2 separate regions of the Mus musculus genome follow, and region 2 is linked to region 1. A link is a loop called in an ENCODE intact Hi-C map of the cell type or tissue named here. Cell type or tissue: gastrocnemius. All regions are shown on one strand.

Region 1 (4,000 bases):
TCTTTCTCTTCTTTCCTAGGAAGAAGCTGGAAGTAAATACGAGTATGGAATTCAACAGGTGGCCAGGGCCTTTACATTCAGTTATTTGGAAGCATAGCAGATTCCGCTCCTCGGAATCGTCTGGTTAGAAAACACATAATTATTGTATCATCTTTGAAGCACGTCAAGGAAAAAGTCAGCTGAGGATAATAATCGTCTTTGCTTTAAAGGCAAATCCCCAATAGCAACAAAAAAATTTGTTTAAACGACAGATCTTGAGACCCAAGGGAAAGACGAGCTTTAAGGGCCTGACAAGAGAATTCGCGTATGTGACCTTCTTACTAAAGGTTACCTGAGTACACCAGAAGTGGCTACCAAGCCAGGGGAGGAAAGACATCGTCCTCAACACGCACAGTTATGAGGGTGAACCCCAGTGCTAGAAAGATGTCTTTTCAGAACTCCTCACTTTAGATGCTGAGTAGTTTGTGTGTGTGTTTTAACCAAACGAATAACTAAAAAAAAAAAAAAAAAAAAAAAAAAGAAAACAAGAACAATTCAAGGTCATGCACAATCAGTAATAAATTAAACTATTAAGGAGCAATCGTGGGCAGGAGAGAAAACAAATCTGAGTCACCGAAGGGAAGAGGGATTCAAAACTACTTAGTGTATTTTGTAGAGAATGAGAAACAAAAATGGTTTCATTATGGCTTTAGGATGGAAGCGCTTTAGGGTCCCTGCCCGGTTCCCTTAAATCAAAGCCTTGGTGGCACTGAGGATACCAGGAATCAACCTAGCCTTCCGCCCACCCGCCCCCATAACCGTGCCCGGTGGTGGCTGTACTCCAGTGGGCCGTGTTCCCCAAGGTTCCTCAAGATGTGGCGCTGGTCACTCCAGTAAATCCATCGTCCAGGCGAGGGGGCGGAGAGAAGAGCCCTTATGGAAGATAGAGGGCAGCCAGGCCTTTCTTGAGCAGGGCAGGGTACATCTTTGGCCCACAGTTCCCCGGGCGGCAGGAGCTTCAAGGTAGGACCTTGGGGCCTGGATAGGGCTCTCCCTCGCACCAGAAGTCGTCGGCCTGTGGTGTCTCCAGGAGCCACACTTCTCGGGGAAGGTCGCAGGCAGAGCCGGAAGCCTCCTTGGGTCTGATGGGCTCCACTACACGGTAATAGTGGCAGTCCCGGCCGTCCTCCGGGTCGTAGGGTGGGGCCAGGATGTCCAGGAAGGCAGCTGGCCCGTCCACGGCATCAATCTGGTGCAGGTTGTCCCGGTGTGGAGTGAGCACGCAGGGCCCACTGGCCTCGGTGTACTCGGCCCGGGAACGCAGCACGCCCGGTCGCACGGCCTCCCGCTCCAAGGGCTGCAGCGGGGGCTCGAACTGCTGCTCTGGCGGCGGCCGCCGATGCCCGGCCCCCGTGTCCAGCTTGTCCATGCAGCTGATGCGGACCGTGCCGTACAGCACCTTGAGCATACCGTGCATGCCCGGGTGGTCGTGCAGCGGGATGCACGTGCCGCTCTTGAGCAGGAACACGCCCAGGCTGAAGCCCTCCGTCTCGTAGATGTGCATGTAGGTGACCGGCGGGAGGTTGCGGGGCAGCGGCTGCGGCAGCGCCTTGCGCGGCGCGATGTTGAGGTCCTCGGCGCGCACCTGGGTCAGCAGGCTCTTGAGCAGGCTCAGGTTCTCCGGGAAGCCCGGCGCCGGCCCTTCGGAGCCCGTCGAGCTGCCGCGGAAGGTGAGACACGCCTGGCGAGCGATGCGCTGGATCAGGGAGGCCATGTTGTCGCGGGGCATGCTTGGCGCTTCCTGCGCGGCTCGCGGCCGGCCCGTTCCGCCTCTGCGCCGCCCCTTGCGGTCTCCGGCGGCCGCCACGGCTACCCGCGCGGACCCCCGCGCCAGGCGGGAGACCTCCCCGCAACAACCGGCCAGCGGGGCGCGCGGGGCCGCCTTGCACGGTCGCCCGCTTAGCGCGCCAATGGTCGGGCGCTTGCCCGCGCGCGAAGGCGAGTGCGCACGCGCACGGCCGCTACCCGCACTCACGCTCCGGGGCCCAGACAGGCGCTGGCGCGGGCCGTGCCAGGCGCTGCCTCACGCGCGGAGCTCCATTCACGCGGCCCACACCAACGACTACAGCCGGGCGCGGCGGGAGCGCCGCAAGGCACGCTGGGATGTGTAGTCCGAGCCTGCGCTTGCGCGGGGCACGAACGCGTCCTGCGGAGCAGGGGAAACCAGGATTTTTTTAAGAACTTGGCAGAAAGCGAGCAGCGCGTTCGTTTTGCAGAGCCTCAGGGTGTTTACTTGTTTGATAAAACTGAACTATTATTGCAAGAGATATAGCCAGTTAACTACAACTCCCGCCATCCCCGCAGTCGGGGTGACATACTTCCGGCAGCTGGTGGAGGCTTCTCGCCGCTGGGAAAAAAACGGCACAAGAGGGTCGTTAACCTTCTTGTGCCGCTAGGGCCTGCTGGGTCACTCGGGGTCACCTTTGACCCTTGCTCCCTAGGAATGAGGTTTCGGGGTCAACCTTAGCTGCTCGTAGGCCACACTGTGTGCGCCGTGGAGATCTGTGGATGGCGCTTGTCTATTTTTCTGTTTCTTAGGAGGTGAATGGGGTCGGGCGGGTAACCAAAGCGGTCACCCAGCACAGCTGTGCGCAGCTGTTGTTTGCCTCTGGGCCTGATGACGCTGCTCCTTGACTCACTGATAGCGGGAAGCTTTGAGAGGCCATTTGCTACAGCCAAGGGTTCTGTATACTAGTGGTTATCCATCCGTAGGGCGCCCGAGAAACACCAGTTGAGGGGCAAGGGGCGTTTTGTCAGAATAGATTATCGCTGTCATGAGTCTCTAGAGCAATGCAACTATCGGGCTGGTTTATGAAGTTAGGTCACCGCAGAGTGATTATTCTCTGGACTTTTTGCAGACGTAGGTGGTGGCTGGCAAAGGAAGATAGTAGATATTATGAATTTAAATCTTACCCTTGAATTTAAGGTCTTCTTGGACTTTCAGAATTAAACATGGGTTTATAACTGCAGTGGCCCAGGAAATCCTTTTCAGTTAAGAAGGCAGGCTTTTAGTGTGTATGTGTGTGTGGGTTTTGCATCCTAGCCAGTAAGTGTGGTATTCCAGGTACCTTGTTAAATACATTAAATAATGAGTTTTATCTTAGTAATACCCTCACAGAAACTTTTAAGACGTAGGCACTGACTGTATTATTCCCCGCCTGTACACGAGAGATTAATTTGCAGGTGCGCATTTGGAAAAGACGTAAGTGCAACTTAACGAAACACAGTTTGAATTGGTGTAAAAGGAACCAAGGGACACAAGGACGTAGCTTCTGCAGCTTATTGTGGTGCTCACAAGCTGTGGCTTTCTGCACAGCGTACCTTTCCAAGTCCTCAGTTCATTCCTCCAAAGAATGCTGGGTTTGATGCATCCAGACTTCTGAGTCATTGTTTCTCACCCAAAGTCCCTCGGTAGCTTAAAGGGCGATTCTAGACGTTATACCCCAGGGCTTCTGATTCAGTATTGGGGTGAAGGATAGAATTCTGGTTGAGAGGTGCCCACTGAAGTGGTTCGAGGTTCAGCACCCATGTTGGGGGGGGTGTCACTGTGAGATCTGTAAATGGTGAGCCAACCCCATTTACATTCCACAGTAAGAGCAACTATTTGGCTACGTAAATGGATCCTTAAGATTACTTGTGTTTGAGCCGGGCAGTGGTGGCGCACGTCTTTAATCCCAGCACTCGGGAGGCAGAGGCGGGCGGATTTCTGAGTTCGAGGCTTACAGAGTGAGTTCCAGGGATAGCTAGGGCTACACAGAGAAACCCTGTCTCAAACAAACAAACAAACAAAAAGATTACTTGTGTTTTAGAAGCTGGTGGTGTGCCATCCTTAAATGCACTATGGAAGTTCATCATGTAAGGAAATCCCATGCAGTTTATTTGTAAAGTAAGGAATATTTAAGAGAAAGTTCTTTTGTTTTCACATACAGATTTTTTTGCTTACTGGCTTTACTTGTATAAA
Region 2 (4,000 bases), 590 kb after region 1:
CAGTGAGCAGGCAGAAGCAGACAGGACTAGAGAGAGGAGCTCTGAGAGATCCCCTCAGCCGAAACGGAACAATATGGCCTCTGTTCTGAGACTTGTCAAAGCCATCTTTTCCCTCCTCACATTTTTGAAAAGCACTTAAAACCTAAAAGGCCTTTATTTCCAGAGAAGCTGTCAAAGCCCAAAGGCCCTGTCTAAAGACAGAGCCTTGCACTGAACCCTGAGTTTTAAATAGCAAAGCAAAAGTTCTGAGAACCTGCGAGAACCACCCTGAAACTGGGTTGATTTCCTCATCTTTGGGGCTGTTTTCAGAACCCAGATACCCAGCAGATTCTGGGAACTACCAAGGTTAGAACGGAGGAGACCAAGCATACCGATCACACAACTCTAAATATGGAGTCTTTGGTTCTTAATTGGCCAAGGCCCTGCAAATGAAAACCCGACTTTTACTTCCAACTAGGATTCCCCTCCCCCCAGTCCCCCACTCCACCCAGCATAGTCTTTGTATTCTTTGTCCGGAAGGCTGGGTACAGCATTGTTATACCTGAATGGACCATCTTTGAGGGTGGGGCCATTGGCTTTGACTCTCATTTACATAACATTAGGGAGGTAGCTTTGTGTCACCGGAATTTGTTGAATGAAAGAATGTGACTAATGGAAACACAAATACCCACATAACTCATCGCATCCTTGTAAGAAAGTGGAGGCTGCCAACTTGGATCACGTGACACATGTGTCACGCTGGGAACTTTTGTACCTTACCTCCGATGCTTTGGCGACCTAAACTAGAAGCTTGAGGTAACAGGGGGACAAGGGATAGAAGCCTTGGCTTCCTGACTACTGTCAAACCTTCGCCTTCACCACAGCCTTGGACCCCATATCAGTCACGAACCGAACCGTCAGTGTGCTAGGGGCGGTGACCATAAAGAACTGGTGACCGGAACCCCATAATGCAACAGGAAACCTTCCTATTTCCTAAGACCCTCAGTGGAGCTTTGCGACTGGGGATGGGGGTTGGGGGGGATAACAAATATTCCGCCCCTGAGTTATACCTACTTTCCTCCAGGGTAGAGAAACAAATCGTTCTCTATACCAATGATTAAAAAGTGAATGCTCCACGGTGGAGTAGTCTGGGTAAAGCAGGACTTTGAAGCTCATTCTCTCATAAGAGAAACATCCCTTCACCTTCCAGCCATCCTGAATACTCTACTTATTCCCTCCTGGAAAGCAAGTGTCAAATCCAAGGTCCCGAGTCTTGCTTTGAGGGAAGAGTGATCTCTCGGGTCCAAGGTCTACTCTCACCAGTGACAGCTCTGTCATCAGAGAGGCTTCCTCAGGCCAGAAGCAGCGACCCACAGCCAGACATCACACACACAGAGACTACATTAGAGGTCACCATCAGATCCTGCCCCCTCAGAGTTCAGGGAATCCCTTGGAAGAGTAGGTAAAAAGGGAGTCAGAAGGGACCAGGAGAACATGGCCCCGGGAATCAACTAAGCAGCATAGAAATGAGCTCACACAGACTGAAGCAGCAAGCGCGGGGCCCACGTGTGTCCGCACAAGGTCCTCTGACTATATAGTATAGCTATTAGCTTAGTAGGTTTATGCGTCCCTGACTGTGAGGAGGAGTGGGTCTCTTACTCTTGTGCATGCTCCTGGGGCTCCTTTCCTTCTCTCATTTGCCACGTCCCACTTCAATATGATGGCTTTTTTGCTTCCCCGTATCGTATTTTATTATCTCACTTTCAGTTGTTATCTCCTAGAAGCCCGTTCTTTTCTAAGGAGAGACGGAAAGGGAGTGTGGATCCGGACAGGAGGCAAAGTAGGGAGGAACGGGGAGGAAGAGAGGGAGAGGAAACCAACATCAAGATACTGCACGAGAAGAGAATCTACTTTCAAATAGAAGAAAAAAAAGTAAAAAGAATAAAATAAAGACAATTAAGAAGACAAAACAAATGAATAAACAAAACCCCACAAAAATCAAGTGACTTTGTAAAGCTATTCTAATTTTGGCTACTTTCACTTGTACACATAACTCACAAGCCAGTGTAGTCTTGGGCCCTCAGAATTCAGTGTGTGAGTACGTATGTAAGTCCTCCTTACATCTGTACTCCTCCTCTTCCTTCTATATTTTATTTTGATGTTGGAAAGACATCTCAACAGTTAAAGAGTGCATACTCTTCTTATAGAGGACTTAAGTCCAGTCCTCAACACCCATTCCCAATGGCCTAACCCTAACTCTAGCTCAAGGGCATCTGATGCCATCTCCTGGTCTCCGAGGGCACTTGTGCTCCCTCACACACCTACACATGGGTGCTTCTCTGGTAGAACAGCAAGACCTCTTAACCACAGACCCGCTGTCTCTCTGGTCCCCACTTTGCACTCGGAAGAAAATAGTGTCTCATCCTTCCTGGGAATGTCTTAAGTGCCAGCCAGGGCTCTGTCTTCCAATAATAACTCCACTAAAGCTCGCAGCAAACTCGGGTGGTCAGCACTGTTATTATCCTCCCCATTCTACAGATCAGCAAACTGAGACTGTCTCAGACCACAAAACTGATTATCGCCAATGGGATTGCTGCCTGGGCAATTGTGATTTAGCCAGGGTCTTCCTGAGTAGCCACCCCACTCCCACTCCCAGTCACATAACTTCTTGATGAGTATACCAATCAACACCTCTGGCAGTCCACAACAAGCTTCCCAGCTTCCACTAAACCAAAACACCCTCAAATATCACGTGCTTCTGTGAGCCTAGCATGCACACAGCCTCTTCTGGACCCACCAGAGCAGGGCTCCTCTTCAGGTTGGGACTCGGCAGTCAGCAACAGGACTTCTGTTCAATGGCCTTAAGGATAGTTAAACTTGGTCAAAGCTTTATGCCGGAGACCCCTTTACAGGGGAAGCTATTGGCTGATGAGTGAGAGATTTCTCTGGTTGCAATGAAAACAAAACCTTTTTCTCTTCAGTTGTCCATCTGTCCATCTTCCTCTGCCAACCAACACATGCTCACGTTTGCAAAGCAGCTGCTATATTCGTAGACATTAACTCCCTAAGAAGCATGCTATACCTCCATGTTCAGACCATTGTTTTCTATTGTTACCATTTTCTTATCAGTGGATACAGTCTATCTTCTCTACAGCAGAGCAGCCACAGTTTGCTGTTTCTCTTTTTTTCTTAAAGGGACTATTTACCCAAACAAACAAACAAAAACAAGTAGGCGTTTGTATGTATCCACTTAGCTATGGGTTCAGACAAGTTACTCAGTCAGGCAGCTCACGTGTGGGAAACTCAGTCCAGATTCTAGAAATAATAATACAACAAAGGAAATGTAACTAGTTACTGGCAAGGCTCAAGCTTTTGGCTTAAATGTTGCTTACACACACACACACACACACACACACACACACACACACACACACACACACCCGCTGGGCTCTTCCTGTCATGGCCGTCATTTTTATTTATTTATTTTTTAATACCATTTATGATCTTGGAAATCCTACAAAGACAAACAGCTCTAAAAGCTGGATTGACTCATCGGCAAGCTAACAACCCGTTCTTCCCATTTTGGAGAGGTCTCTTCTCCCTGGCGACCACGCTACATATTCATTAGAGAAGTTCTTTGTGTCTACTGATAGCATAAAGGGTCTTACTTGCTGGGAGAGCCTGGAAATAGAGAAATGGAAAAAACAAACAAACATCATCTTCCTAAGAGTTGACTGTGTGTGTGTGTGTGTGTGTGTGTGTGTGTGTGTGTGTCTACAGGAGGTGAGTGGAGCATTAAGTCATTGAATTTTCAAACTGTGTGTATTTTAAATATGAGCCAGAAAGCAAACCCCTTGTTCCTGGTGATAGGTTACATTTCTGTAATGCCTTTCCTCTGAGGACAGTGAAGTTCTGGGAATTTTTCTTTATAGACAATAATCTTAAAATACCCTGGCATGTTTCAACATGGAGTATTGCTCTTTCTTGGGGGGTGGGGGGGGGAAGAGAGAAAAAAGAAATC

What was found. Hi-C counts contacts between places; a loop is a spot of excess contacts. Peaks named below come from ENCODE experiments on the same cell type or tissue, not always from the same donor. Only the 100,000 strongest peaks of a DNase experiment are listed, where the experiment ranks them.
Region 2: it touches region 1 in a loop (4-fold over the local background); 1 of 42 quality-filtered maps calls a loop at or near these places.

Annotation. Positions count from the first base shown.
Region 1 is chr10:67,547,006-67,551,005 of GRCm38, forward strand. Ado (2-aminoethanethiol (cysteamine) dioxygenase) reads right to left here and starts at 1,950. Exons shown (of 1, transcript NM_001005419.2): 1 at 1-1,950. The coding sequence starts at 1,768. The coding sequence ends at 998. In gastrocnemius, CTCF peaks have their summits at 2,388 and 2,598; DNase peaks (open chromatin) are centred at 923, 2,064 and 2,353; H3K4me3 peaks cover 3,223 bases; H3K27ac peaks cover 3,094 bases.
Region 2 is chr10:68,137,008-68,141,007 of GRCm38, forward strand. The region is part of intron 4 of Arid5b (AT rich interactive domain 5B (MRF1-like)); the gene reads right to left. Among named protein-coding and RNA genes, the nearest start is that of Gm51770, 12 kb to the right of the region's middle. In gastrocnemius, a CTCF peak has its summit at 2,258 (motif pointing left); a DNase peak (open chromatin) is centred at 2,949; H3K4me3 peaks cover 305 bases; H3K27ac peaks cover 2,325 bases.